Regions from separate parts of the Mus musculus genome. Here all the other regions are linked to region 5. Evidence: chromatin loops called from intact Hi-C (ENCODE). Cell type or tissue: left cerebral cortex. All regions are shown on one strand. Each heading gives the region's core, and the rest is flanking DNA. Links, peaks and the distances in the headings are about the cores only. Region 1 holds the start of Tnfaip8l2 (tumor necrosis factor, alpha-induced protein 8-like 2). Region 2 holds the start of Prune1 (prune exopolyphosphatase). Region 3 has its middle 4.6 kb from the start of Sema6c. Region 4 overlaps Prune1 (prune exopolyphosphatase). Region 5 holds the start of Gabpb2 (GA repeat binding protein, beta 2).

Region 1 (5,989 bases), core at 471-5,470, 74 kb before region 5:
CAGCAGAATGTCCCGGCACTCGACGAGCAGACCTGCTAGCACGGCAGCCTCAAAGGTGAAGTCCACCTCACCGAAGCTAAGTGCGGTCATGGCGCCCTGCCGTAGCTTCTGACGAAATCGTGTAGCCAGAGCCAGCTCCCCAGGGCCAAAGCAGCCACTGCGGTGCAGCACAGCCACTTTAACCGCTACCTTGATGAGGTCTTTGATCACCCGCTGTGCCTTGGGCCGGCTGTGCGTGTATTCTTTGGACACGCGGTAAAGCTCGTCTAGCACCTCGCTGCTGGTCTCGTCGATAAAGAGATGCGCCACGGACCGACCAGCCATTTTACTCAGCAGCTTCTTCTCCGCTTGTAGTGCCAGACTCTTTGAGCTGAAGGACTCCATGGTGCTTGCGGTCGGTGTGTGATCAGTCACTGGAAGAGGCAACCGGCTAAATGAGAGAAAAGGAGAGAAATGGCTTTTCCTCATCTTCACCGCTCTGCCTGCTTTGTCTTCCCACTCCCCTGGGCCCCTCCATCCTGTAGGCTTTGCTTCTGCTTTTTCCCTTCCGTGCTGTAAACAAGACATTTGTGTCTCCAAAACAGCCGCGAGGAGCAGGGAGAGCCTGGCTGGAGGAGTGTGGGCATGGCTGGAGTCAGGGCAGTGGGCTATGCGGCGGCCGACCGACAGGGAATTTGCACAGCGCCCCTCTGTTTCCAGGCTTGAGATCCAAAGCTCATGTCAGTGGGGGTACCATAAAGTCTTAAAAGAAGTGAGAGATATAGGGTCTCCAGAATCTTAAATAGAACACTTGGCTTTTTTTTTTTTAAAGAACCTACTGTGTGCCAAGTGTTTGATATTAACTGTCTTGGTTTACCAACTTCATATGGGTGACAAGCCCTGTTTTACAGAGAGAAATCTCAGACTGAAGGACTCTTTTTTGTTGTTTTTGTTTTTTCAAGACAAAAGTTTCTCTGTATAACCCTGGCTGTCCTAGAACTCGCTCTGTAGACCAGGGTGGCCTTGAACTGAGATCTGCCTGCCTCTGCCTCCTAAGTGATGGGATTAAAGGCATGTGCCACCACCTCTGGGCAAAGCTAAGAGATCTTAAGCAACTTGGCCTAGTAAGTATGAAAACAGGCTTCAAGGAGTGGGACAACACTCTCAGACAACAGATGCTCACAGTCACCTATAACTTTAGCTCCAGGGAGACCCAACACCTCTGGCCTCTACTCACACATATACATAATAAATAACAGACACAAATTATGAGAAAAAATAGGCTACAAGTCAAATAACCCCTCCACATTCGCCCTCCAACAAGGAGGGCGCTCTTTTGAAGGGTGGCTGCGGCAGCAGGTAGTGGTCTCAGGCTGGCTAGGCTGAGCAGAGCGAGGCCTTCTTGGTGGTATATCCTGTGCCTACGGACAGGGTCTTCTCACCATGGGCCTTGACTGTGCTTCTTCTGGTTGTTTTGCTTCTTACTTCCCCCTCCCCGGCTCTGCAGGATGTGGCTGTGACCGCAATGAAGGAGCAACCTCACCCTCTCCCTCAAATGAAAATAGGAGTCCTCTCAGAGGGAGGACAGCCAGGGGGCTCTCTCCGGCAGCCGAATCACTCCAATGGGAACCTGCCATCTTGATTTGTTTCTGCCTTGCCCTGTGGATCTTTCACACTGGAGATGATTTTTCTATAGGGGCCCGCTTTCCTTCCCTACCTGCCCTCCTCTTACCCAGCTCTCTATTGCTCCCTTTGCCATCTCCAACTAGGTCCCCAGTCCTCCCAGGGTAGCTATGTCACTCGCTCTTTTTGTCCCAGCCTCTACGTGACCCTCATGAATCTCTAGCCTAGCAAAGGTTTCTTTCACTTTGCGTCACTGTACTTCCATGTCCGAAGATACTGTAGATCTCTAAATCTCTAGTCGTTACCCCATGTGCATCTCTGTCCCTCAGCTCTAGACTCAGCCACCATCCCAAGCCAGGTCTCACTCTCAGACAGCCTTGCCCCATCCACTAAATACACTAAAATGGTTCTGGGGAGAGAGGGGGAGACCCAAGAATTCTACAAGCGAGAGTTTCACAAGACAGAAAGAAAGGTGAAGGTGAAAGGGTCAGGATATCCTGTCAGTGTCACCCCGAAACCCACCCTCTGTCATTGCCAGACTCTCACCTGCCGTGTGCTGGGTGCCAGTCTGGCCTTGGATGTTTCTGAGAGCTCACAGAATGGAGAAGCTCCTAAGAGGCCCTTTGGTCTAGCCCCACCCCAGGCCCCGCCTATCTACTCTCCACCTCCGGTTCATCATCACTGTCACCAAGAAGTCCAGTGTCCCAAGAGCCACCTAGAAATAAGACAAAGGTCAAAAGGAATGGAATTCTGTAGGAAGCACCAACTCTGAAGTGGCAAGGACGGATTTACACACCTCCACCTAATAAAAGGTCTGCTTCTTTCTTGCTGCCTAATATTTTTGTGGTACTGAAAACCGTGCAGAGTCCAGATTTTAATGTGAGAGACAGTGAGGGAAGTACTGAAAGATCATCGAGTGGTGTAGTAGAACAGCATTATACAAGCATCTTCAGGCCCTAGAAGGTAAGATTGGCACAGACTGCCCCAGCCAGAGCAGGCAGGAGGTAGGTGCCAAGGTTAGGGCTGCTGAGCCATGCGTGACCAGCAGGTGTCAGCATCGAGCCAAAACGCTGGAGTACAGAGCTTAATAGCTTTAAAGGGCCTGATAAATGAGGGTAGACTCCAATGAGGCAAAACTACACCTTTAATCCCAGCATTCTGGAGGCAGAGACAATCCAATCTTTGAGTTCAAGGCCAGCCTGGTCTACAGAGTGAGCTCCAGGCCAGCCAGGGCTGCATAGTAAAATTCTTGTCTTGGAAAAACCACCCACAACTCCAGCTCCAGGAATTCCAGTGTTCTCTTCTGGCCTCCAGAGTCACCTGAATAAATCAGTACATGAACATACACTTGGGCACACACAGACACACAAATCTTTAAAGGAGTGAATTATATAGCTTTCTTCAGCACAGATTGAGAACCCAAAAAAAGGCCTTAGGATTCAGGGATTTAAAAACTGATTTGGGGGCTTCCAGAGACTGGAGTCAGCGACTCCATGGCTCAGTGACTCACTGATCTTCCAGATGTTCTGACTTTTATTCCCAGCACCTATATCTGGTGGTTCATAACCACTAGTTAGTTCCAGTGGATCTAATACCTTCTGGTCTCCTTGGATACCTACACACATGTAGAATACACATACATACAAACAATAAAAGTCTTTAAAAACATATTTAGTGTGTGCATGTGTGTAGACCAGAGAACAATTTATTTATTTATTTATTTCTCTCTCTCTTTCTTTCTTTCTTTCTTTCGGTTTTTTGAGACAGGGTTTCTCTGTATAGCCCTGACTGTCCTACTGTCCTGGAACTCACTCTGTAGACTAGGCTGGCCTCAAACTCAGAAATCTGCCTGCCTCTGCCTCCCAAGGGCTGGGATTAAAGGTGTGTGCCACCACGCCGGGCTTCAGAGAACAATTTCTGATGTCATCTTCAGGAACCTGGTCTGGTTCACTTTCTTTGAGGCATAGTTTCACTGGCCTGTCTCAGAGTTTCTATTGCCATGATGAACCACCATTCTTGGGGAGGAAAGGGTTTATTTTGCTTACACTTCCGTATTATAATCCATCATTGAAGGAAGTCAGGGCAGGAATTGGTGCAAAGGTCATAGAAGACAATGTTTATCACATTACTTTCTCAGCTTCTTTTCATATGGCACCCAGGACCACCAGCCCACGTGCCCACAGTGATCTGGTCCCTCCCATATTAGCCATCAACCAAAATAAAATAAAGCACCGCACCTGTATGTGGGGGTGCACACTTTTAGACCCAGCATTGGGGAGGTAGAGGAAGGCAGGTCTCTGTGAATTCAAGGTCAGTTTTAGTACTTAGTAAGTAATGAGCCATTGAGAGAACCTATCTCCTGGAACTCGCTCTGTAGACCAAGCTAGCCTCTGCCTCCTGAGTGCTAGGATTAAAGGTGTGTGCCATCATCTTCCTGCTAAACTTTTTTTCTTAAAAGTCCATGGAAATGAGAACTCGGAGGGGGCTCTGCGTTCTGGAGTGGCACTGCTTGGTCCGGTGGCTGGGTGAGGGCTGCTGGTGTCACGTTTGAGGAGAACTGCGAGTGTGTTTGGCATATCCCCGTCGGGATCCCAGCTACGATGAGTGCTGCCCGGGAGTCTCACCCACATGGGGTGATACGTTTAGCCTCCCCTGACGATGATCTTGGATCTAGCAATTGGGAGGCAGCAGACTTAGGCAATGAAGAAAGAAAACAAAAGTTCTTGAGACTTATGGGTGCAGGAAAGAAAGAACACACTGGTCGTCTTGTTATAGGAGATCACAAATCAACATCTCACTTCTGAACAGGGGAAGAAGACAAGAAAATTAATGAAGAGCTGGAGTCTCAGTACCAGCAGAGCATCGACAGCAAACTGACGGTATCGGCGGCACTGCGGACTCGGCTTCAGTGAGGTAGAAGATCATTATGGAGAAGATGATGTGGCTAGAGATGACGATGAAGACGACTCCCCTGATGCTGAGAGTCCAGATGACTCGGACAGTGACTCTGAGTCTGAGAAGGAGGAGTCTGCAGAAGAGCTTCATGCTGCTGAGCATCCTGACGACACAGAAGACCCGAAGAGCAAAAAAGATGCGAAGAGCAATTATAAGATGATGTTTGTCAAGTCCAGTGGCTCCTAACTACCAAACACCTAGTCTTTGTATTAAAAGTAAACCTTATTGTTATAATGCACAGTGGAGGACTGCTTATAGAGCACAGACCTCTGTATTATAATTTTTTTAAAAAGGCCCTTTTAAATAACTACAAAGAGTGTTTGCTTTCAAATGCCGTGGGTTACATTTCTCCAGGCATGACTATAACCATTTTTGTAAAGAGTCCGAGTTGTATAAAATGAGAAATAAATGCTGTACTCAGCTTCCCTTCATATTAGCATCATCTGCCCTCTCCCCGCCGTTTGCCTCTGTAGGTGCATTATGGGGGACACTTGTTTGTTTGTGGCAGCTCCTTCATCTTCATCTTTTGGTTTGTTCCTACTTTGCTCTTACATAATTCATCTGATACTGTGACGTGTTTCCTTGGTTATACTTTGTTAAAGTAGACCTGTCCATCATGGAGTTGGCTGCCACCAGCCCTGCTGCAGACCATCACTGACAGTCCATGCTTGTTTAGTCTTTGCTCGTGGACCAGAGCAAGCACAGGACACTTATGTGTGGACGTGCCCTGTCACATCATTCAAAGGTTGCAAACCCAAAATGTCTTTATATAAGTTGATTTTACTGTATGGTAAAGTTTTTGATAAAATTTGGCCAGTTTTTACAGAAGAAATTATTTCTCTGCTCATTTAGTCCTGTGTATTTAGAAATATGTAAAACTGGATTTTTTAAAAGGTACTATGTGACCAAAGTTCATTTTTTCCTCCTAAGGTCTAAATAAAGAGAAAGCAGTTTCCACCTCCCCCCAAAAAAAAGAGAGAACTCAGCACTTACCCTATAAGATGTCTACCATCTATGGGACCCATCACACCTAGCTAAAACACCAGGCAGGCAAGGCAGGACACACCGTAAGACCAGTGCAGGAGGTAAAGACCAGAGGGTCACATTTGCTGGCCAGCCAGTCTAGAAAAAATAGATTCGCTCCAGATTCAAGGAGAGATCTCAGAAAAACATAAAAGTGGAGGGAGGGACTATGGGAGGGGTTGACCAGGAGACGGGCAGTGAGCAGGATGTAAGGTGAATAAGTATAATAATAATAATAATAATAATAATAATAATAATAGTAACAACGATAATTTTAAAAGATATAAGGTGGAGGAAGACATCCACTCACACGTATGCACACACACACAGTTGTAGTGACCTTTTTGGAATTTTGGTTTCTTTAAAAAACAAATATAAGTTTTGTTTAATCCTAAGTATGGGATATGGA
Region 2 (5,989 bases), core at 461-5,460, 64 kb after region 5:
TTAACCACTGAGCCATCTCTCCAGCCCTGAGAGTTGTTCTTTAATTTTTTTTTTTACTTATATTTTAAGATTTTGGAAAAAAAAAAACTTTAAAAAAATTTTAAATCATTTGTGTATGTATAAGTACAGGTGCCTTCAGAGATTAGAGATCCCACATTCCCCTGGAACTGAAATTATGGGGTTTGTGAGCAATCCAGTGCTAGAAACAGAATTTGTTCCATTGCAAGAGCAGTAGGCCTTTTAATGGGTGAGCCGTCTTTTTAGCCCCTAAATAATATGTGTGTGTGCGTGTGTGTGTGTGTGTGTGTGTGTGTGTGAAGATGATAAACCCATTGTTTTGTGAAGATAGAGTGGAAGAGGCAGACAGGATGAGATGGGTCAGCAGGAATGGGCATTTGTTACCAAACATAATAACCTATCTTTGATTGCTGGGAGGACGGGCTGGGAGGACGGGCTGGGAGGACGGGCTGGGAGGACGGGACCATGGCAAAAGTCTCCTCTGACCTACACATGTGTCTACTGCATGGGTGCGGCTCCCAACACGCCACTAAATAAATAAGTTTAACAATTTGTTCAGAGTTAGAGAAATGTCTCAGTGCTTATAACTCAGACTGATCTTAGAAAGTACTTAGCACCCACATCTGGTGACTCACAACCACATGCAACTCCAGGTCCAGGGAATCCAATGTTCTCTTCTGCAGCCTATGGGCACTGCACTTAAATGGGCAGATACCTACACACATATAAAACAAAAACAAAAAAAACTATTTTCAAGGGCTTCTGATTCCAGTACTTGGAAGGCAGAGGCAGGTGGATCTCTGAATTTGAGACTAGTTTGATCTACATAGTTCCAAGCCAGCCACGGCTACTACATAGTGAGTCCCTGTCTCATATAAATAAAATAAAAAAATAGCCAAGCTGGGCACCACAGGTGACTCTTATAATCCCAACACCAGGAAGCAGAAGCAGGACTATAAATTCAAGCTCGACCTCAACTACATCGGGACTTCAAGGCCAGCCTGGGCTTATAAAAGGCCATTGCAAAAACAAACGCAATAAAAAGTAAACAAAATATGCAGACCTCAGGCAAAGTGTGAAAGCACACTTTAACCAGCATCAGGTGGGTGGAGTCAGGAGCCGGCCCACAAGAAAAGAAGTAACAAAATTGCCTTTGTATTAAAACAACTTCCCCCAAATAAGGTGGTTCTTTTTCCTCAGGGGGGTTATGAAGAGAGGGTCTCACCAAGGCACCCAGGTCCGTATGCACCCCAGGCTGCACTTTAGCTAATAAGCCTTTTGCCTCAACCAACCCAGAGCTGATTACAGATTAGCAGGTCCATGCCTGGCCTGATATTCTTCAAAAGGAAATTTTTAGTGTAGCTGGCATCAAGTTGAACCTCACCCTAAATTCAAATTAAGAATATTCGTCCGGGGCCTAGCAAACACAGAAGTGGATGCTCACAGTCAGCTATTGGATGGGTCACACGGCCCCCAATGGAGGAGCTAGAGAAATTACCCAAGGAGCTAAAGGGAACTGCAACCCTATAGGTGGAACAACAATATGAACTAACCAGTACCCGGGAGCTCTTGTCTTTAGCTGCATATGTATCAAAAGATGGCCTAGTCGGCCATCACTGCAAAGAGAGGCCCATTGGACTTGCAAACTTTATATTCCCCTGTACGGCGAACGCCAGGGCCAAAAAGAGGGAGTGGTGGGTAGGGGATTGGGGGGGTGGGTATGGGGGACCTTTGGGATAGCATTGAAAATGTAATACCTAATTAAAAAAAAAAAAAGAATATTCGTTTATCCACGAAGCTGGATCTCCAGCAGAATTAGGGGACTTTCAGGGTTTGTTAAAGAATAGAGTCTATTGCCCAGAGGATTGTTTTGTTCTGTTTCTGTCGTTGTGGGTTTTTTGTTTTTTGGGTTTTTTTTCTCCCAGTCCAGACCTGGCCTGAACTGAAGTCTCAGCCTCCTCTGAGTTGGAACTAGAGGCCTGTGGCTACCATACCGAGCTAAGTTATTTGAAAGGAAGATGCCTATCTGTTTCTTCAGGGGCAGAGAAACTTACAGCAGGGGGCCAGGTGACTTGGAGCCTTTAAAGGGAAGAGCGACCTAATGCCACACAGCCTGTCAACACAGCTGGGCGAGTCCAGCTGGTTCAGGAAGCACCAAAAATAAGCTACAAAGAATTCAGGGCCGTGCTTATGGTTTAGATTCCAAACACACTTTGTGTTTATCCCTTACCAAGGAGGCGGTATTTTTACGTGTGTGTGTGTGTGTGTGTGTGTGTGTGTGTGTGTGTGTATGCGCACGCGCCTGCATTAACACTAAAGGAGAACACTGGAAGCAAAGGAATGTAAGTTGTGGGTCAACATATATGCCTGATGAATTATTCTGTATATTTGGCATAAAAACAAAGATTTAAAGTAAAACACCACGACCGCCTCTACCTAGGAGGGAAAAAAAAAAAAGGCAAACCGCCATTCAGAGGCAATAAAGCGGTGCACCCAGTGCCCTCCACTCCCAGAGGTTCACCTGGACCCAGTGGGCTGAAGCCCGCTTGCGGGAGGGAAACTGAGAGGGGCGGGGAGAAGGGAGAGACACACCTCGCCGGGCGAGGCTGGCGGCCGCCGCACAGGTTCTGCCGAAGGACCCGACTCAAGCAAACCAAGAGACTCCTTTCTCCGGGCTCTCCCGCCTATGGCCGAAGGGCTTGGTCCTCTAGCTCCCCCGCGTCCATCTCTGTGATCCCTCCACACCGACCGTCCGGGCTCCCCAGATCCCACACCTTCGTCCTTCCCAGACCCCACGCTGCATTCCTTTCGGTCACGGACTGGGACCCGTTACCTGCAAAGCGGCTCGACAGTCCTGCAGGTAGTCCTCCATGGTAAAGCCCGAGGTGTGCCGTTGCCCCTCAGCCAGGAGAGGTAACCCGGCAGAATGTACCCCGCCCTAGACCTAGGGTCTAGAGCCGAGAGTCAGGGGGCGGGACTCGAACCCGCCACTAAAGGGTTCGGCCTCCGAACCCCAGGAGGAAGTGCGTAATCCGGCACTCCGGGAGTCCGGCGTTGCCCCGCCCCCCAGCGGCAGAGGCTGGGTTCTGAGCCCAAAGACTCATGGGACGTCAAGGAGGAGTATGGTATATCGCGGTGCCTCCTGGGAAATGTAGTCCAGCAGCTCGTGTTTGTCCTCAAGTGAGCAGTTTTCGGAGGGCTATGACATGCAAATTGTGTATGTGTCACAATAACTCGCCTTTATGGCATCTGAACTTGCAGATAGGACTAAGTATAGTACCTTTCCATATATTACACCGAAAATCTGTTCGAGATTGATGTAAATTAATCTCTCAATTTTTTTTAAAATACAAATTCTTTCTATCTAGCCCAACCTGTCTGGAATTTGTAATCTTTCTCCTCAGTTTCCTGAATACTGGATTCACAGGCCTGGTTTGGTTAGGACTTTAAATTACAACATTGCTGTACATATTATTTATTAAAATAGCTTCCCTGGTTAGGTGTTTTTTCTTTCTTTTTTTTAAATTCTCCCCTTTACCAAACTGACAAATCGTGATCAATGTGTTTGTTCACGATAGGAAAACATTACCATAATGTTTGACTTGTTTTCTTAAAACCTACTGTCGTGCCAACTCTTCCTCCTTCTTCATAGCCTTTCTTCTACAGCCTGAGCAAATACTCCTCATTCATGGGCTGTTGCAACCGTGACTTTGCTTCCTGGGTCTCTGTTGCAACAGTTCTCTCGGCTTTCCGAGTTGCTTGAAGCCTTATCCTTTGGCCGTCACATCAATAGAGTTTAGAGGAGCCTTCAGAACCTAAGGCTGGGTTCCAACATCCCTTAACTGCCACTTGCGTGTCCCAGGGCAGACTACTTGGGGGGAAAATGTCCCTTCATCATAACATGTTCCCTCATTTTTTAATCTATCCCCAGATCGTCCTGCTTCTCGGGGAGGTGAGAAGAGGCAGAAGAGCGTCTTCCTCGCCCCCGACCAGGTACACAGCTGAACCAGTTTCATTCCTAGCCTTTCAAAAAAAGCATACGGGGAAGAAGGGAAGCCTTGGGAAAGAGCTCAGGGGCTCCAGAAAACCAGGAGTGGGAATTTTCTTTCTTATTGAACGAGTACATATGCAAACACAACGCCCTTCCGCCCTGCTTTCTTGGCTCCAGAGCAGAGGGCTGCGGCGGGCATCCAGGGAGGTCTAATCAACAGCCGCTGTCCCGCCCTGCTCCTCCGGGCTCTGCCAGGCCGCTTGCTTTTCCCGGTTCTCACCAGAGAGGCACACGCGCTCCGTCCCTTCCAGCGGCAGGCGGAGGGAAGAGAAAGGGTCTGTTGTTTTTCTCTCTTCCTTTCTGCGGCTCACCGGGCTGCTGACCGGCTCAGACAGCCCTGATGGAAATCCTCGGTAGCTGAGCAGGCCCCTCCTCCTCCTCCTCCTCTAGGGACCGCGTCCTTGGCTAATTTGTCTTTGTCCGGACAGGGGGAAAAGAGGGACAGAGAGAAGAAAAAGAAAAACCACAAACTTCCTTTGAAAGCCAGTTTGTAGGCACGGCCTGGAGCGCACGCCGGAGGCTCGGTGACTCGGGAATCCTGAAGACTCTGGGAAGCCAGGCGGGACCGCCTGCGCTGTGCCTTGCTTGTCCTCGGCCCCGACCCTGCTCCAGCGTCCCCCGTATTGGGCGTGTGTCCGGAAGTGGCAGCGACCCAGGCTGGACGCCGCGAGAGTAAACCCGTGTCAAGCCGTGTAAGCTCTGGGGCTGACAGCTGGGAGGCGGCTGGCGCAGTCGGCGCCCCTCAACGATGTCCCCACCTCCCGCGTAGAACCGCCAGAGTTGAGTCCTCTCCCAGTGCCGGAACCTCATCTACCTCTTTGAGGTAAAAACTTTTGTTTTCAAACTATCTTCACCTCGTCTCGCAGCTCTCCCTACCCTCTCTGGGCGAAGTTGACACCTGATGTCCCATCTGTGGTCTCTTAAGTCTGGGTCGCTTACAGGATCCCAGGCACCCGGAGCAGTAAGAGATGGAGCAGTAAAAGAGATGCGGTCTTCAATTTCCCCCTTATAAACCCAAACCCTCTCTCTCCCTCTCCTAGAGAGCCAGAATTACAGGGCTTGCTGTATTCTAGAGGAATCTCAAAGCATGTTGGCATGAAGAATTGCATTTGGTTGGAAAGATTGGGTAATACCAGTTAAAGACGTAGGGAGAAGAGTCCTGAGGGTGGGTGAAGTCTTTAAGGATATACCTATTTCATATGCTTTTCCCACTCTGTGAATAGTATCTGCTGCTGACTAGGAAAGGACCAGAGATTTGACTCCCTGTGGGTCACCATAGGTAATTCCAGGAAGAGGAGGTGTAGATTTGGACTGAGGAAAGAAGAGGAGGGACAGGGCCATAACCCCTGTTTGTTTGGGTCCCCCTCCCCTCATGCTTTCCTCTGGCCTTGCAGGGTGCAGCCCTGTTGCTCTTCCTGCCCTGACACTGGAGCTGTCCTCATTCACTGAGCCCCCACTCCCTCCCATGGTTCTTGTAGCTCCTCTCTTTGGTCGACTAGCTTTCCCAACCCCCACTTAATTATTGATCATTTCTAGCCTTGGGCAGAAAATGAGCTGTGCTTGTCTTTAGGCTTTTTAATATTTCCCAGACATGGCCTCTGTTTCAAGGTTGACTCTAAGTGCCATGGGAGGGAAAGAGATGTGGAGAAAGAGGGGTGGAAGGCCTCCAGGTAATCTTTGCTACTCTAAGTCTAAATTAACAAAATATGAATTACCTGAAGCTAGCAGAAGTTATATTTGAATCAGGAGAATGATCAATTTACTGTATTTATGTTATTTCAGGAACTTTGATGTTTCTCTGTAGCCCAGGCCGACCTCGAGGTTCTCCGGCCTCAAGGCCCCCTGAGTAATGGGGATGGGAAGGCCTGGAACACCACACCCAGCTGACGCTCCTCAAGGCCTTTTCATAGTCTCCAAGCC
Region 3 (5,989 bases), core at 422-5,421, 58 kb before region 5:
ATAGTTTTGTCATAATTAGCTTTTGGGGTGTTTCTTTTGAAAATATTTTGAAATATTATTTAGATTTTCCTTTTTCGAGACAGGGTTTCTCTGTGTAGCCCTGGCTGTCCTGGAACTCACTTTGTAGACCAAGCTGGCCCCAAACTCAGAAATCTGCCTGCCTCTGCCTCCCGAGTGCTGGGATTAAAGGCATGCGCCACCACTGCCCGGCTTTGTTTAGATTTTTTAAAATGTGTTTTTATTTTGATTTGTTGGGCCTTATTCACTTGTTTTGAAATGGGCTTCATCACCTCTCTATGTAATCCTTGCTTCTGGGCCTCATGTATACCAGGCTGCCCTTAAACTCACAGAGATTCTCCTGCCTCTGCCTCCCAGTGTTGGGATTCAGGGTGTGTGTTACTACACTCTCCATGTAAAGTGTTTTGCCTGCAAGTGTGACTGGTACCCAAAGAGATCAGAAGAAGCCGTTGACTCCCCTGCAACTGGTGTTATGGATGGTTACGAACCATCCTATGGATGCCAGGACCTGAACCTGGGTCCTCTGAAAGAGCAAACACTTAGCCTCTCTGCAGCCCTGGCCTTGCTCTTTAATCCTTAGTAAACCGTAGGTCTTGTTTTAACTCGGATAATGACAGATACTCTTGAGCCTCTGATCTTCCTGCCTCTACTTCACGACTGCTGGGATACAGTATAGGTAGACACCAACACCCGGGTTACAGGTATCGGGGATTGAATCCAGGGCTTTGTGCATGCACCCTACCAACAGAGCCACATTCCCCAACCATAGTGGTCGCTATCTTTCTTGTAGAATGTTTTACCACAGCTGGGCATGGTGGCATCTACCTTTAATCCCAGCACTCTGAAAGTAGAGACAGGGGGATCTCTGGGTTCAACACTAGCTATTGTTATTGCTTTGGGAAACTTTTTTTTTGTAATTTATTTAGATTTTTAAAAATGTTATGTGTACATAACAGAATGAGTTCTCGGACAGCCAGATCTACACAGAGGAATCCTGTCTCAACTCTTCCTGCACACAAAAATAGTTTTAGAGAGTGTGTGTGTGTGTGTGTGTGTGAGAGAGAGAGAGAGAGAGAGAGAGAGAGAGAGAGAGAGAGAGATGTAGCACATTGTGTCAGTAGAGCTCATCCTGTGAGAGCTGATTCTTTTCTTTCACTATGTGGACCTCAGGGATTGAGCTCAGGGTTGTAAGGCTCGGCAGCAGATGCCTTTACCCACTGAGCCGTTGTCTCTCCAACCCACCGAAGTCATATATTTTTTTAAGATTTATTTATTTATTATATATAAGTACACTGTAGCTGTCTTCAGACACACCAGAAGAGGGCATCAGATCTCATTACAGATGGTTGTGAGCCACTGTGTGGTTGCTGTGAATTGAACTCAGGACCTCTGGAAGAGCAGTAAGTGCTCTTAACCGCTGAATCATCTCTTCAGCCTGAAAGTCATATTTCTCAATGTGGGATAATAAGCCACAGTAAATTGTGCTTGAGTTGTTTAATATGTATTGTGCTGAATTAAGGTTTGATCTTTCTTAAATTCTTAGAATTATGTTTTAATCCATATATACTAACCTATTCAGTAAGTTCATATTTTAATGAATATCTAAGTCCCATGCTAAAAGATAGGAAACATTTAAACCTCCACATGTTATGTATCTTTCTCCTAAAAATTCTTTAAAACCTTTAGAACAGTCTCTAACTCTCTCTCAAGACAGGGTTTCTCAGGCCGGGTGGTGGTGGTGCACACCTTTAATTCCAGCACTTGGGAGGCAGGGGCAGGTGGATTTCTGAGTTCAAGGCCAGCCTGGTCTAAAGAGTGAGTTCCAGGACAGCCAGGGCTACACAGAGAAACCCTGTCTCGAAAACAAAAACAAGACAGCTTTTATTTATTGTCATTGTTGTTTCTGTGTGTGTAAATGCTACAGTATGTGTGGAGGTCGGAGATAATGTTTGAGATTTGGTTCTATCCTTCCACCATGGTTTCTGGGTATCGATCATTTTTTTTTTAAGATTTATTTTATTTATATGAGTACACTGTAGCTGTCCTCAGACACACCAGAAGAGGGCATCGGATCTCATTACAGATGGTTGTGAGCCATCATGTGGTTGCTGGGAATTGAACTCAGGACCTTTGAAAGAGCAGTCAGTACCCTTAACTGTTGAGCCATCTCTCCAGCCCCTCTGGGTTCCAATCTTAAGCCCATAGGCTTTGAAACAAGTGCTTTTACTCATTAAGCCATTTTTCTTTGCTGGTCTATGTTCCATAATTTTACTGTCTGTTAAACCACTTTGGCTCCAGGATCCCTCAGCAGTTAACCGTGTTGTAGCTATTATTCCTTTCCCATTCTGTTTATCTCATGGCTTCCTTTGACCTTAAGTCTAGGAGTCTGTCTTGTTTCTCACTGTCATGTCTGTGTGTGAATCTTATTGCAGGACAGTTTGTTTGCCCATTTATTTATTCTATTCAGGACCCCCCACACACACACACACACTCAATTAAGGCTGCTGTAGAAATTGGTAACTCAACAGTTTTTCCCTTTAGTCCAGAGACCAAGCTGTGGGTAGAAGTACCCACTCAGACAACACTATCTTAGAATGTCAGTGTCTCCCAGGCCACCCACATTCCAGGGAATTTTGAAAATATCCTTTGTGCCAGCCCCACGCAAGGAAAAATCTTAGCAGGCAACACCAAGGTGAAAGCCAAGCAGAATTGTCTAAAGTAGCCTCCTTCTTCCTCTTCACTGACATTCCTCAAAAGAAAGGCCCTTTATTGGGGTCCCTCGGTCTTGGGGACAAGGAGCAGGTTTTGCCATTTGGAAGGATGTTCAAGAGCCTTTTGAGGAAGTGGGACACACTAATCTCGCGCATCTGTAGGGTCAGGGTAGCTGTTCACTCTCTCTCTTTGATGTCTCTGTATTTTTCTGAATCAATTGGTCTTGGTCTCCACCTGGCTTTGAGCTTTAGCCCTCCTACCTGTCCTCTTTTGTCAACCATCTGTCTCCTGACAGCCAGCGTCTAGCTTTCAGACTTAGTTTCTGGCATGGTGGCTCAGGGCTGACCTGTTCAGACTGTGGAGGTCGGTGGGGAGATGATGGGCACAAGATAAGTCGGAGGATACTTTCGCTTCTTAGGCCTCCTAAACTACATGCAGGCCTTCTTATTGGGGTCAGGATGAATATGAACCAGAGAAATCACACGGAGATGCAGAAGAGACACAGACAGAAGCTTAGGAAGGAGAATGCGGAGGGACAAGGCAGGAGACTCCCATGAGAGCAGGGTCGCCTAAGTCGTTGATGGAAGTGAGGGAGGATCGCGCAGGCTCTGACAGCCCAGCCCAGCCGAGGCCCCCTGGTTTCCTGTCTCTCTTCTCGTGTTGTCTTCCTTCCTGATTGTGACACTTCTGTCTGTCGGGACTTCTTTTCTACCAGCCTGTCTGTGTGCGTGTGTCTTATGTCCTCGTCTCAGAGATTGTCCGTGGGTCTTTCCATCTCGTGCCTGACTCTGGTCTCAGGCTCACCCTCTCCGTTTAGCTCTGGGTGGACCGTGCGCTCGGCGCCCCTCCTTCTTGTAGTATTATTGGTGAAGAGGTGGCAAGGAGGCAGTGTCTATCCCGCCGCTTAGTATTCCATTGGGCGGCGGGCCCGAGAGGCGGACCGGAGGCGGGCCCGGCTGGGAGGCGGGCGGGGCGGCTGGGGCCGAGCCCAGAGCCCCGGGCGGTCGCATTGTTTTCCTCCGCCGATCTGCGGCGGGAATAGGGGCTCGTACTCGGACCCGAGGCTCTTGTAACCCGACAGTGCCCTGGAGTCTAAATCTAAGCACGGACGTTCGTCACATCTTGCCGAAGCCCCAACCACGGATTGCGAACTCTGCGAGGCGCGGAGCTAGGGGCCGCCTGCTGCTCCCTGGACCTTGCTGACCCGGATCTCGGAGCAAGTACCTTGGGGTAGGGATGTAGCTATAGGGAGGGAAAGGAGCGCTACAAGAGAGGGTCAAGCTCCTAAGTGTCACAGGGACTCGAGTGGGTCCAGCGCGTCCTGTGCCTGGCAGAGTTAGGGTGCGTGGAGGAGGAGGGGACCGTGGCCGAGCCCAGCTGCACTGATGGGCGTAGGGTGTAGGCTTCTTTTCCGACTGGTCGTAGTCGCGTCCCGTAAGATTGGGGGTCATGGAAGGAAGGGGTGGGCTTTTTTTTTTTTTTTTTTTTGAGGCGCGCACAATGCAGAGGGTGGGAAGCCCAGCACCTTGCCTCTCCCTCGGGAAACTGAGGCTCCAAGACCTATGGAGAAGTAGACCTCTACACCCCTGCGGGGACTGGGAGGGGGACAAGTCCTTCTGGACATCGGTGTCGGGGTTGCTTCCCTGTCCTTGTGCAGGCTGGAGTCTGAGCACTCCTAGGGGGAGGGGTCGGCTTGGGCGAAGAGTCCAGGAGCCGGGCCAGGGAGAAGCATCGTTCCCCGCGCTCACCTCCACGCTTCACCTCATTCCGCCCTGGGCTTTGTTAGACTGGTCTCCCACGGAGGAGAGCGGGCCTGGCGACAGCATCCTAGTTCACCTACCCACTCCGCGCGGGCCTAGGGCCCGCCCTCGGCTATTCCAGCCTCTAGTCCTGTTTCCCTAGTCTGGGAGACCCGCCTCCGTCCCCCAAACCCAGATCTCATTCCCACTTGATCTGCGCCTGCAGGCCCCTCCAGCCCCTCCTCCCGCTAACGTGGCTCTGGGACCCGGTCCCGGCCCAGACGCTGCTACCCGCCCCTCCTCGGAGCCCCGGATCCAGTGAAGGGGAGACACGTCGAGCCCCTGGCCCCAGGCCCGTCTCAAGCTAGGCGCACGGGAAGCTCCAGACACCTGGTTTATCCACGTTGGGGGTGGGTGGGAGGGAGGATAAGTACAAAGCCTGGGACGGAGAGAGAAGGTTAGGGTAAAAGGATTTTGAGGCTCGGTGCACCTCCTGAGCCTCCTGAGGAAGGTGGGCAGGGGTGGGCAACCATGTCTATGACTTCCTGCTATTGTCCCCGGCCTGCCTCCCTATTCCTTCCCCTGCTCCTCTAGACACCGACTATGACCTCGGCCACTCCCCAGAGGTGGCTGTCTGGCTAAGAGGAAAGAAGGGGGGCTGGCTGTTTCATCTTTCTATCAAGGGGAGGACCTAAAAGGAGAAAGAATGGCCAGGTCTCTCCTTGGGATTTCTCCAGGTCACAGCATGCCTGTCCCCAGGCCAGGGATTGGATGGGAGCCACCCAGATGTTGCTCCCCCAAACAGCTTATGGGAAGCCCTCTTAAAGATGTATCATACTCGAGTCTAGTGGGCCAAGGAAAAGGCCAACCGAGTGTTTTTAGAGGCTGGTCTAACCCCGCTGAAAGTGAGCATGTGTTGGGGGGTCCTTAGTGTGAGAGATTAGGTAGGAGGGAAGCACTGTTTGCTCTCTGAGGAAATAAGGGGGTGAGGGTACTTGCTATCAGAGCATTTGCTTGGAAATGAAGAGCATGCAAATTAGATGCAAATTAGCCTCTATTGTCCCTAGCTAGGGAGCTTTTGCAGGAGGCTGTTGGAGTCTGAAGGTTTTAACATGGGAGTGGTCATCAGGCCCCACAACTCCCAGACAACCCTTTCCCCAACACTAGTCCTGCAGTTCCAGGAGTTTCTGGCTAAAGGCCAAAAGCTACCCTCATATCTTCCGGTGCGAAGCTGCCCTCATTTTGTAACCAAACAAAATGCACTCCCCTTAGCATCTCCCCAACACTGGCTTCAACAGCTTTTCCCAGGATTTGCACATTGACTTTTAAAGGATGTGGTGAGGGAGATGTGATTTAGTCTTTTCCCTTCTTCTTTTGTCCCTTCCTCCCTTAGATCAGAGGGCTCCTATCCCTCTTCATCCCCACAGGACCCACCACCCCAGGTAAGGAAAGGCTACAACTCCTAAGCACAGGGGATAGAGGCAGGCTCTGCCAGAGGCCAGGAAGAGGGTCCCGCTGTT
Region 4 (5,989 bases), core at 599-5,598, 46 kb after region 5:
CGCTCTCCAGCTACATCCTCAGCCCTGAAGGGTTTTGCTCTGTTCACTCTAATAGCACGTGGAGCATTTATGTTTCCTTCTTTTGCTTGCTCTTTTTCTAAATGTCAATAGGTGGATTATGGAAGCTTTGGGTTCAGTTTGTCTTCTGAACACTGAGAGCTTCCTCTTCCTTCTGCTGAATGCACAGCTCTTGTTCTGACGACTTAGCAGCCCCCCAATACCGCTACATTTTATATATGGCCTACATTCTCTGATTAAACAGGGACTCAAAACTTTTCTTGTTTTTGTGAGTTTCACACACTGTAGTGATCATCTTCGCCCTCCCCCATATCCTTAGACCCACCTGCCGCCCCTGAGCACCGAGCTCTGGCTTTCTCTTCTTTCCTTACTACAGCCATCAAGTTCCATTTGTGCTGCACAGTCTTGGATTTTATTTTTATTTTTTTTTTGATTTTTTGACACAGGGTTTCTGTGTGTAGCCCTGGCTGTCCTGGAACTCACTCTGTAGACCAGGCTGGCCTCGAACTCAGAAATCCGCCTGCCTCTGCCTCCTGAGTGCTGGGACTAAAGGCGTGCGCCACCACCACCCGGCCAGTCTTGGATTTTTAAATACCTTTTATTTCATTTTGTTTTCTTTTCCTTTTTTTTTTTTTTTTTCTTTCTTTTCCAGACAGGGTTTCTCTGTGTAGCCCTGGCTATTCTGGAACTCACTCTGTAGACCAGGCTGGCCTCGAACTCAGAAATTCACCTGCCTCCACCTCTCGAGTGCTGGGATTAAAGGCAGGCGCCACCACTGCTCCGCTCATTTTGTTTTCTGATACAGGGCTTCTCTGCATAGCTTTTACCTTTTGAGGCAGAGCCTTATTGTGTGCCCACGCTGTCCTTAACTCACTATGTAGCTCAGGCTGCCACAAACTGTTTATCTTCTGCCTGGCTTCACCAGTGCTGGGATTACAGGATGGACTATCACCCCAGCCCTTCTCATCTTCTGTAGTGAGAATCAATGTTGGTTTCTTTAAAAACACAGAAATGGGGCTGGAGAGATGTCTCAGAGGTTAAGAGCACTGATTGCTCTTTCAGAGATCCTAGATTCAATTCCCAGCAACCACATGGTGGCTCATAACCATCTGTAATGGGATCTGGTACCCTCTTCTGGCCTGCAGGCATACATGCAAGCAGAATGCTGTATTCATAATAAATAAATCTTTAAAAACACAAACACGGGGGTTGGTGAGATAGCTCAGTGGTTAAGAGCACTGACTGCTCTTCCAAAGGTACCAAGTTCAAATCCCAGCAACCACATGGTGGCTCATAACCACCCATAATGAGATCTGACACCCTCTTCTGGTGTGTCTGAAGACAGTTACAGTGTACCTATTTATAATAATAAATAAATCTCTAAAAAAACACACACACAAACACAGAAATATAAGAATATGTTCACTTTAGCTGGACGGCGGTGGTGCACACCTTTAGTCCCAGCACATGGGAGGCAGAGGCAGGCGGATTTCTGAGTTCGAGGCCAGCCTGGTCTACAAAGTGAGTTCCAGGACACCCAGGGCTATACAGAGAAACCCTGTCTCAAAAAACCAAAAAAAGAAATTGTTCACTTTAACCCCAGGTGTGGGGAGATGGGGTGCTTCCAACTGTCCACAGTAGCTCTTTATGATTTGCATCACCCTCTAGCAGAGGCTTGGTTTTGCCAGCTGCAGATAGTCTTTGTAATTGTGTGACATTTGCAACTCAAGACACTTTTCAGAAGGTATATAAATGCTAGGGCCCCAAGAGGTGGTGTGCATGGTTATTGGTAATTTAGGGAGGTTGGTTTGTTCTACTAGTAGTCCTGCTCAAAGAAACAGAAAGAAAGAAATTAGATACAAGGATATCTCTGTCTGTCTGTCCCCACCCTCATCCTTTTTTCTCTCCTATCTAGTGAAAAGGGTTGAAACTAGGGGGAGAAAGGGTAGGAAAAAGAACCCCCAAAGGAGCAAAGACCGGCTATAATCCTCTCGCAGGCTCAGGATGGAATGACATAACATGACTCATCTGTTCGTGAGCAGACATGTATGTTACTCATTACCATTTCTATGCTCTGAAATCAAAGCTTGCCCACTGACTCTCTCATGGAAAATATGACACATCATACCTGAGACGTCAAACTTGGCCTTCTGCAGGGAATCAAATATGTCCTTTCTTTTGGGCAGATCTGGGAAAAGGGCTTCCAGTTCTTCCACATATTTGCTGTCCTTTGGGGTTGCCTTCCCAATGTTGGTATCCATGTTGACACAGTCCAGGATGATGGTTCCTATAAGGGATAAGGCAGAGCAGGAGTCCTGTGTGTGAGTGAACCCTCCACTCACAATCTTTAGCACATATATAACTCCAAATCCAATGAACACAATTCAGAGGATACAACCCAGGCAACCCCACTGAAGTCAAAATAATACACTTGGATTGACCATGTCCTAAGAGAAAACTCCCAAAGTACAATGCAGTTAGGGACATGGACAGACAGACAGAAGCCTGGGTGTGGAGCTGTACAGATTGCTCAGCAGTTGAGAGCACTGGCTGCTCTTCCAGAGGGCCTGGGTTTGAGTCAAATAACCAATATGGCAGTTTATAACTCTCATCTCAAGAGATCTGAAGCCCTCTTCTGGCCTCCTCAGGTACCCAGCATACACACGGTACACAGACATATATACACAGACAAAATACCCATACACATAAAATTAAAAAATAAAAAAAGTAAAACAAGGAGACTGGGCATCCTGAGTCTTGTAGATTCCAGAAGGAATCTAGCTCTTCAGCAAACCAAATTCCATTACACTATCTTTTTAAATTTTTTTTTTACAATTTTCTTTATTCTTTGAAAATTTCATATTCTTTCCCCTACCCCAGCTCCCTCTCCATTCCCTACCCACCCAACTGCGTGTAGCCCTGGTTATCCTGGAACTGTCTTTGTAGATCACGCTGGCCTCGAACTCAGAGATCTGCCTGCCTCTGCCTCCCAAATGCTGTGATTAAAGGCGTGCGTCACCACTGCCCGGCAGCTGTCAATTTCAAAAAGTTTGTTGGCTATGGATGAAGCTTTGTGCTTCTCTTCTGTCTGGATTTGGTCTTCCATCACAGTATCTTAATATTGGAAGAGTGTGCCTAGTCTAATCTAAATGAGATCAGCACTACACACCCCGTGGAAAAATATAAAAGGGAAGGTTAAGAGGCCTGCTGGAGATATAACAACCATTTCCTGGTGGAACTGCTATCAGAGATGTTTCCTGTTTCTTCAGTGAGTCCTCTTTCCTTTAAACATTGCTGCAAACGGGAACCACCAAGACCCGTGCCCTCTGCTTCCCCTGTACTAACTCCAACCCAGGCAGTGAAACAATGACCAGCTGCTGCAGGAACCCTGGCCCTCTGGGGTGAGTAAACTTCAAGAGTCACCGCCACCAGTGAGGCTGGAGTCTAGACTTTCACCGCCCCCATTCCGGGATAAGGGCAAAGGTCACAACCCAAACCTGATTCCTTACCATGCAGTAGGGCTGCAGTTTGTCTGTCCAAGGTCTCTGGTGCCCCCTGCAGGATTCTCTCTGTCACCAGGGTGGCACAGGACCCCACCAGCTCAACTGAAACGTGACAGGGAGGACAGTATTTCTGCTCAATTGGTCGGTGGTCCAGCACCTCTGCTACGGCCTCCTCCAGAGCTGCATCGCTTCTGGGGAGGGTGGTGGTTAACAGAAAACAGAAAGAGAAGCAGGTAAGAGCTCTCCAGCTGCCCAAATGGATCTCCAACTCCCCACCAAGAGGAAAAGTATGCATGTCCCATGTGAGTACACAGAAGTCACCTCACCCCACCGTCCCCTCTCCACTCTCTGACGTGGAATCAGAAGCAGCTTTTAAACAGCACACAAGTGAACTCTGTGACGTTTCTGCTGTAAATACCTACACGGTCACTGTCCTTTAGGGTCACCTTTCCAACTGAACTCTATACCTGACCTTGCTCTCTTGACAATGAAACATCACGAAAGTCACCATGTCTTCCTTTCCAGCCCTGTGCTACGGCCTTCTAGGCCCATCAGTATCCCCTACCTGAACTGTTTCAATTAAGGGCTCATCTAAGCCGTCCCTCAAAAGATTCCTGGATGATCACTTGAAAAACAAACAAAATGAAAATCAAAAACAACAACAACAAAAAACTTTATTCTGTTAGGACCTGGAATAACTATAATTAAGTTTTCTACTACCCCAAAATACAGTCCAATCTCCTTAGAGAGGCCTACAAGGACTCCATGATCTGTACCCTGCCTACCTTAGTCCCATCAACTCACATCTTACCTTTCCCACATAATTCATGCCCAGCTGTGCAAAACAAGTCCCAGTTCCCTACTCAGTGTGCGATTTCATGCCTGCCTGGCTTCACCTCTGCTAACTCCTCTCTCTGCCTGAAGGCTCCTCTCAGACACCTGCCCACCTCGGACAAACACAAAGCTCTCTTTTAAGACTGGGCTGCCCTCAGTAGAGTCCTTTTGCCCTCAGTTTCCCTCCAGCACAATGAGCTAGGCCCATGTATGGCCCATCGAGTCCCACTGTCCTCTAGAGTGACAGTTAATGGCGTGCCTCTGGCACCCACTACAGTGCTCTCTTTATTACCTCCCTCTTCCTGACTGAAAGATGCATGAAAACTGTCGCCTCTATCCACTTCAGGAAAATGTTTTAATCAGTAAATTCATGGATGCATGAATGCCCCCAGGCAACTATCATTTCTTGGTATAACCACAGTGTGCTCAAGGGAAAAATATCCATTTTTAAGACTAGCAGGAGCCAGACATACTTAGACAAGAATCACACTCATGTTGCTTTTTGGCAGCCTTCTCTAGTCCTAAATTGGAAGTGGATTTATTATGGATGTACACATTTGTTGAACAGACATGCCTGGGATATTTATAGTCTACTAGAACATATTATCCCTGTATCTTAAAGCAGCAAAAGTTCTGACATTAAAGGCAAATTTAAGTTATTTTGAACATTTTGAATAATTATTTAACTATATATTTTTGTTTCTTTATATCATAAACATCACATAACTAGAGAAGTGATACTATTTTTTTTTATTGGATATGACCCATCAATTATAGTTAGCCTCCGAGGCAGGTGGATTTCTGACTTCAGGGCTAGACTGGAATACATAGTGATTTAGAGGCCAGCCAAGGCTGCATAGTGAGGCCCTATCTCACACGAGAAGCAAGCAAACAAACAAACGAGAAAAAATGACAACAAATGAGCCTTTGAGACTCTAGTGGACGGCTCTCCTTCCTCCTTTCTCCCCGTGCAGGCCGAGTGTCCTTCACTGACTTACTTGGGTAAAATATGGTGGTCAACAAGGATGAGGGTGAGCTGGCCAGCCTGGTGCAGGGCTAGGAGGTCAATCTCGTCCCGGAAGATCAGGGCTGGCTCTGGAATCTTAACCTCCTGGAGAAAGAAGACATTGTCCCCGCGCAGAGGAAGCTCAGAACGCTTTATATTTAAAACTGGTATAAAGATGTCTTCAGCTTCAGACGTCTGGTTACAGAATTGAAAAGAAGACATAATAAGGCTTAGGAAAATGCAAGAAAAAGTAACCCCCACCCTAACTCTGACCCTGAGGTTGGGTTCTGAGTTCTCTCCCTAATACACAAATGCAAAACAGAAGGCCAAAGAAGACATGACCTTGGGTAAGTTACCACTTCTCAAGGCCACAATTATCAAGCCTATGAAAATAAAAGGATGGGGCTGGAGAGATGGCTCAGTGGTTAAGAGCACTGACTACTCTTCCAGAGGTCCCTAGTTCAAATCCCAGCAACCACATGGTGGCTTACAACCATCTGTAATGAGATCTGATGTCCTCTTCTGGGGTGTCTGAAGACAGCTACAGTGTACTTACATATAATAGATAAATATATTTTAAAAAAAAAAAAGAAAAGAAAGGGATGGTTTGTTTTTTTTTTTAAATACT
Region 5 (5,989 bases), core at 321-5,320:
TCTACAGAGTGAGTTCCAGGACAACAGCCAGGGCTACACAGAGAAACCCTGTCTCGAAAAACCAAAAAAAAAAAAAAAAAAAAAAAAAAAAAAAAAAAAAAGATATTCATGTACCTGCTGTATTTCTAAGATGCAAGGTTTAAGAGATAACTGCTTGGGACCTAAGGTGGTGGGGCCCTAAACAATTGTTAGTGGTGCTTCCTTTTCCAGGCCTGGGCTCACGTGCTCCTAATTGTGCTGACTAGTTATTCTCTTTAAACAAAGATAATTAGACATGCCCTCCCAATCCACACTCCAAGCAGCGCCTCCTAATAATGAAAGGATATTGGACACTGATCACTCATGGAGAACCCTATAAACAATGCTTAACTTTCAAGCTAATTTTCATTAAAATTTTTGTTCTTGTTGACTGTGCTTCTATGAAGCATTTTAATTGTTGGCTGTCAATATTCTGTAGAAATACAACAAAAGACAGAGAGCAACATTTCTGAGTTGCTAGGACTTCTCTGACCCACAGAGGATATGGAACTCAAAGACAAGAACAGACTCCAGGCAGGACTGACCTAAAAGCCACTCCTTCTACACCTCTTGCTTAAATGTGGTTCTGAAGGCTTTATTGGTACTAACTCTAGACATCATTCTCCTAACGTGGGATCGGATCAGACCAATCTGGACAGAGCATCATGTGATGAGGAATAGTTGAGATCAAAGCACCAGGCATATCAAAGCTGTCTTCAGAGAAAACTCTTTAGAAACAAGCATGAGCAGGTGTGTCACGATGAAAATGAAGTCACGCCGGGCCTGACAACATCTGCCTGTGACCGCAGCACTCTGGGAGACTAAATCAGGATGATGATGAGTTGACGTTGGCCTAAGTGTCATAAGACCATGTTTCAAACCAACAAAGGAGGGCAGTTGCTTGTGCCGGACCTTGTAAAAGTAACCGATGCCAAGAATTATGGGAAAACAGTTCTTATATTTGGTTACTTGACAGGGACATGACTTCTGACATGCCTTCTTTCCTGCCCTGTCACTCCTGATTTAACCTATAGCATCTACCTAGATTAAAATGCATTTGCAAGACGATGATTTTGGAGATCAGTGAGGTCTATATACGGCTTGGTGGGTGAACATATCTGCTGCCAACCTGGTGTCCTGATGGATCCCCAGTTCCCACATCCTCTCTTTTTTGTTTTTTCCGAGACAGGGTTTCTCTGTGTAGTCCTGGCTGTCCTGGAACTCACTCTGTAGACCAGGCTGGCCTCGAACTCAGAAAATCGCCTGCCTCTGCCTCCCGAGTGCTGGGATTAAAGGCGTGCGCCACCACGCCCGGCTCCCACATCCTCTAAGTTGTCCTCTGATCTCCACATGCATGAAAGTCATGGTATGTGTGTAAGTGAGCACACATACACAAAATGTAATAAAGTATTTTAAATAAAAAGCATTATGGGGAGACTGGTGGGTCATTCTTCTAGCTCCCCATACATAAAGGCTGGTAGAACCCTAAGACCAGAGAATAACATAGGCAATTGAAATTAACTAATTAGCTTGTGTGTGTTTCTGTGTGTATTCACTCACCATAGCATGTGGAAGCCACAGGACAACTCGCAGGAGTTGGTTCTCTCCTTCAACTCTGTGGATCAAACTCAAGACTGTCAGTCTCGCTGGCTTTATATGCTAAGTTCCACCTGCCCAACCTATACAACCCCATGGTTCTGAATGCTACAGAGGGGAACTGTTCTCCCTTACTGGATATGCATCCACATAAACTTCACATGAGCGTTTGTCTAGTGTGTATCCTAAGATTTTTCTAAATTCTCTTCCTAGTCCCTCTGTGCTAGGAGTTGAATCCAGGGCCACAGGCATGCTACATTCACACTTGCCTCTGAGCTATACTCCCAACCCTGCCTCCTAGGAATAGGAAGCCAATAAAATACAAAACAAGACCAGGAGACCTTTCTGGGTCAAGTAGCACAGGCTGGCCTTGAACACCTGGATCTTTCTCTCTCCTCTTCTCAAGCACTGAGTACTTAGTGTTCAGAACTTTCAATAAATATTTTAATAACCATGGAGTGCCTGAGCACTTGACAAAGCAGCCCATTACCAAAGAATAATAACTTTTGTTTATCATTTGGGTGTGGTGGTTTGTTCTTTGCAAAGCATGTACAAAAAACATGGCTCACCTCAGTAATTCCAACACTCCAGGGGCTAAGGTTAGAGAATCGCTGTGAGGCAGCCAATCCAAACTACATAGTAAGACCCAAATATTGGATTGGAAACTAGAGAAAATCCTTTATAGGAAGAGGGAGACAGCAGAATTCCTGGAGGAAATCTGTGACAAGAGGTGCACGCTAAGAAAGAAAGCAATTGAAGAATTCTCGGTCTGTACTTTTTTTTCTTTTTCTCCCCCCCCTCACCCCCCACACATTCCCACTGGGAGGCCAGCTGTACAAGCATCTGTGTTGAGAACTGGATATAAGTCCATGACTGCTCTTGTTCACATTATGAACTTACTAAAGTTTCACGTTATTACTGGACCTTGAAAAGTCCAGTTCCCACTTCCTCCCTAGTCACATATCCCTCAGTTTTTGACATCAGCACTCTGCCAAACTCAGGGGCGCCAACTTGCAAGTGGGAGCCCCAGTCTGTAGTGGCAGCCCGGACTCCTGCGCCACACCGCCCCCTCGTGGTCACCCCATGTGGCCTTGGCTTCCCGGAGTCCAGCTCCCCAGCCCCAGGTCTTCCACCCACCCCCTTCACCTCCCAGTCCCCTCCCCTTCCTCCCGACAGCATCCCCTTCCTCTTGGTCCCTCTCCCCCCCGCCGCCACCCCCGCTCCGGCAGTGTGCAGGCCGGCGCCCACAGGTCCTGGCCGGGCTGGGCCGGCCACTTATCACTGCCCCTTGCATCGCAGTTCGGAAGCTCCGGAACCCTGCGTGTCCTTTCCCCCTCACCTATTCCGGAGCGCTGCCGGCTTCGCTCTCACTGGGCCCGCCAGTTTGGTCCCGTTTCTTTCTCTAGTTAAGACTCCTTGCCAGCGGCCTCACTTTTCGGCCTTTTCACATATGCATATTTGGGGGGGCCCTTACCCCCCCTCACGGAGAAATGGAGGCAATAAAATGGCGGACCCGGAAGTGAAGGCGCTGTGACTATACGTCCTGGCGGAGGAATCTGAAGGAAATGGGTTAGCGGAGCCACTTTGCCCTTCTCTCAGGACCTCAACGCACCTCTGAGTCCGACTCCTTCCTACTGAGGACCTCGTGAGCTGGAAAAACGTATACCGCGGGCATCCTGAGCGGGACTACTTAGCGAGGCGCAGGATCACCGATTACGTGGCTTACGTGAGGGATAGTTCCGGCAGGGGACGGACGCAGATGGTAGTTTTGGCGCCAACCAGTGCAGCGCTCGGAGGAACTGGTTACTGGTGCGTGTTGGCGTCCGCACTCTACCTTCCTGCTGGTTCAACGCCGGGCTAACTTGAGGGTTGGGGGAGAATCTTGCTTCCGCTATTCGGGACCTTCTGGTTATGCACTCCTGTCTGACCGGACACTTTCCCAGTGTCCTGAATATAGGTCAGGAAAGAACCCCTGAACTTTTGGGGGGAAGACTAGAATAGGATGGGACATGAAATTGCATGTCTTTCATTTACCAGTCTATCTTGGTTTCTGTTCACCATTTTAACTGATATAAGGACCGAGAGAAAGCTCGGAGAAAACCTTTCAAAAATCAATAACAGGACGCTGGAGCAATGCCTTAGGAGACCCCAGTTCAATTCCCAGCACCCACATTGCAGCTTACAACTGCCTTTAACTCCAAGATCTGACACCCTCACACAAGCAAGCATACATTTAGGCAAAACACCAATGCACACTAAAAATTAAAATCAGTAATAATAACAAACACGCCTTTGATCACAGCAGGAGGCACAGGTCTCCTAATTTAATACCAAAGTGCTAGGCCCACCCTAGCAGAGTCCAGCAGAGTCAGGTGGATTTCTCTGAGTTCAAGGCCCGCCTCCGAAGAAAACCACACAAATTTAAAAGTTAATAATGGGCTGGGGGGCGTGGCTAATCTCTGAGCACTGGCTGCTTACAGGGGAACCCTAGCAGGGCCTTGTAGATGCTTGGCAAGCCCTTCTACCATTGAGCTATGTCCAAATCCTAAATTGTTCTTCAAAGTCAAATATTAGACAGACAGAAGGAAGCGCTGGAGAGATGACTCAGTGGTTAAGAGCACTGACTGCTCTTCCAGAGGTCCTGAGTTCAATCCCCACCAACCACATGTTGGCTCACTTGTAATGGGACCCAATGCCCTCTTCTGGTGTGTCTGAAGAGTGCAACAGTGTACTCATATATAGTATAGTAAATCTTTTTAAAATAAAAAGAAAAGCTTCACTTAAAAAAAAAAAGAAAGAAAAAAAGATAAAAGGGAAAGCTGGATTCGGAAGTGTGAGTAAAATCTGTAGTACTTCATTGGAATGGAAAAAACTAAGCCCCAGACTTAGGATTTAACGTCTTTATTCCATAAATGAATAAACAGCTCCGCAATTCATCTGCAATAGCTTTGGAAGGAATGGGGACGGGTAGGGTCTGAACATAACTGCTTACTTCACGGTCTTATGGCGGCCAAAGAACTGTGTCAGGAATCACTGATTCCTATCACATACTGCAACTACAGAAAGGCAAAGCTAAAATACTTAGGACCAAAACATCTGCCTGTTCCATGACAAAATCACAATTTTATATAAATTCCCCTAATAATACTCTGGTGTTTCTTTAGATCAGATACATCTTTTGTCTTTTAGGAATTATCCTCATAGTGAAGTTTCCCTGTGAAGACTCAAATCTGATTTTCTGAGCATTTCTACCCACAGCTGGAAGCAGAGCTGGATATTAAAGGAGCTACCTCTGAAACGGTGCGATGTTTTTCCTCATCCCACTCCTTTGTTTCCCACCTTTAACTGCCTGCGTGTTTCTGGGGAAGAGAATGCATTGTAAGCAGCAGCAGCATTTCTTATCTTAGCCTTTTAGAAATCCTGTTTTGTAGAAAGTGTCTCAAAACTTCCAGGTTCTCATTACTTCTTGAAGCAGTATTTGCTTACTGGCCTGGTAGAGGACATTAGGGAGGCTCAAGTAATCTTTGAAGTTGATTAAAATGTAACAAACAAACAAAATAATTGGTCTCCCATTTTGCACAACTGTACCTCTCTGTGGTGCCTCAAATAAGGGTGATTCTTTTCTGGGATTAGTTAATATTCTCCGGGCTGACGGGAGGAAATCCTATGATCTAGTACTCCATTGATTAAACCCTTGACTTTGTGCCTAGAGGGCTTTTGAGAGAAACGGAGTAGGCAGATAAATAAATAAATAAATAAATATAGATAGATAAATAAGTACGTACATACATACAAACCTACAATTCAATTGGCAGATTCATCAGCACCACCAGCACAATAGAGGGAAGAGAACAAGATTAAAGTGGAAGGCTTAGAGAGGAAGGGACTTAAGAGGGAAGATAATGAAGGTACGGGGTGGGAGAGAGATCTTGGCCTTAAAGCAAGTCCAGGTCGACAGAGTGGATGCTGGCAATAGGCGCTCTCCAGAAGTTGAAGGTGCTGTACTCAAGGAGGGGGTCACCTTCAGGGTTCTTCTGCTCCGTCCCAGATGCCTGCCCGTTCATTTTGCCAACGCTGCTGCTATCCTTGCTCTCGTAGGTAGGTGTATCTGACAGGCCCAGGCCTTCCAGCTCCGACAGATCCAGTTCTGGGATGGGCATCCTCCAGAAAAGAAAGGAGCTGTACTGGCTACTTACAGGGTCCCTCATGATCCCCTGAGGAAGAGCAAATCACGTGTTAGTCTCCACGATAGAGCAAGCTCCTTGCCCCGTGCTTTCCCTTGCTTAAGTTGTTCTTTTCTGTGTGCTCTAGTGAATCAGTCAGGTTTTCTAAGACGAATATCAAGAACTCTTTTGCTATTTACCACCAGGCTCCT

The links. A loop is a pair of places that touch in the nucleus more often than their neighbours do. Peaks named below come from ENCODE experiments on the same cell type or tissue, not always from the same donor. Only the 100,000 strongest peaks of a DNase experiment are listed, where the experiment ranks them.
Region 1: it touches region 5 in a loop (2.8-fold over the local background); 18 of 42 quality-filtered maps call a loop at or near these places.
Region 2: it touches region 5 in a loop (5-fold over the local background); 8 of 42 quality-filtered maps call a loop at or near these places.
Region 3: a loop joins it to region 5, with 2.4 times the contacts of the local background. A loop is called at or near these places in 4 of 42 quality-filtered maps.
Region 4: a loop joins it to region 5, with 2.1 times the contacts of the local background. A loop is called at or near these places in 19 of 42 quality-filtered maps.

What each region holds. Positions count from the first base shown.
Region 1 is chr3:95,140,167-95,146,155 of GRCm38, forward strand. Tnfaip8l2 (tumor necrosis factor, alpha-induced protein 8-like 2) reads right to left here and starts at 2,188. Exons shown (of 2, transcript NM_027206.3): 1 at 2,149-2,188; 2 at 1-430. The coding sequence starts at 384. It also overlaps the pseudogene Gm9169. In left cerebral cortex, for the core only: a CTCF peak has its summit at 2,635 (motif pointing right); DNase peaks (open chromatin) are centred at 1,483, 2,241 and 2,648.
Region 2 is chr3:95,278,734-95,284,722 of GRCm38, forward strand. It overlaps Prune1 (prune exopolyphosphatase), which reads right to left and starts at 3,343. Exons shown (of 8, transcript NM_173347.2): 1 at 2,852-3,343. The coding sequence starts at 2,890. Mindy1 (MINDY lysine 48 deubiquitinase 1) reads left to right here and starts at 4,202. Exons shown (of 10, transcript NM_199475.1): 1 at 4,202-4,892. In left cerebral cortex, for the core only: CTCF peaks have their summits at 3,093 and 4,316; DNase peaks (open chromatin) are centred at 2,226, 2,660, 3,102, 3,823 and 2 more places; H3K4me3 peaks cover 3,630 bases; H3K27ac peaks cover 3,699 bases.
Region 3 is chr3:95,156,753-95,162,741 of GRCm38, forward strand. It overlaps a transcript of Sema6c not described here. Among named protein-coding and RNA genes, the nearest start is that of Sema6c, 4.6 kb to the right of the region's middle. In left cerebral cortex, for the core only: no CTCF peak of the experiment used is centred there; DNase peaks (open chromatin) are centred at 2,671, 3,601 and 4,599; H3K4me3 peaks cover 2,433 bases; H3K27ac peaks cover 1,192 bases.
Region 4 is chr3:95,260,065-95,266,053 of GRCm38, forward strand. It overlaps Prune1 (prune exopolyphosphatase), which reads right to left. Exons shown (of 8, transcript NM_173347.2): 3 at 5,354-5,556; 4 at 3,528-3,712; 5 at 2,147-2,305. Among named protein-coding and RNA genes, the nearest start is that of Bnipl, 12 kb to the left of the region's middle. In left cerebral cortex, for the core only: a CTCF peak has its summit at 3,570 (motif pointing left); DNase peaks (open chromatin) are centred at 3,552 and 4,846.
Region 5 is chr3:95,214,636-95,220,624 of GRCm38, forward strand. It overlaps Gabpb2 (GA repeat binding protein, beta 2), which reads right to left and starts at 3,307. Exons shown (of 10, transcript NM_029885.1): 1 at 2,954-3,307; 2 at 1,579-1,633. It overlaps Mllt11 (myeloid/lymphoid or mixed-lineage leukemia; translocated to, 11), which reads right to left. Exons shown (of 2, transcript NM_019914.4): 2 at 3,909-5,828. The coding sequence starts at 5,822. The coding sequence ends at 5,550. It overlaps Gm16740 (predicted gene, 16740), which reads left to right and starts at 2,822. Exons shown (of 4, transcript NR_108026.1): 1 at 2,822-3,423; 2 at 4,804-4,914. In left cerebral cortex, for the core only: CTCF peaks have their summits at 2,681 (motif pointing left) and 4,306 (motif pointing left); DNase peaks (open chromatin) are centred at 2,690, 3,149 and 3,310; H3K4me3 peaks cover 1,640 bases; H3K27ac peaks cover 1,638 bases.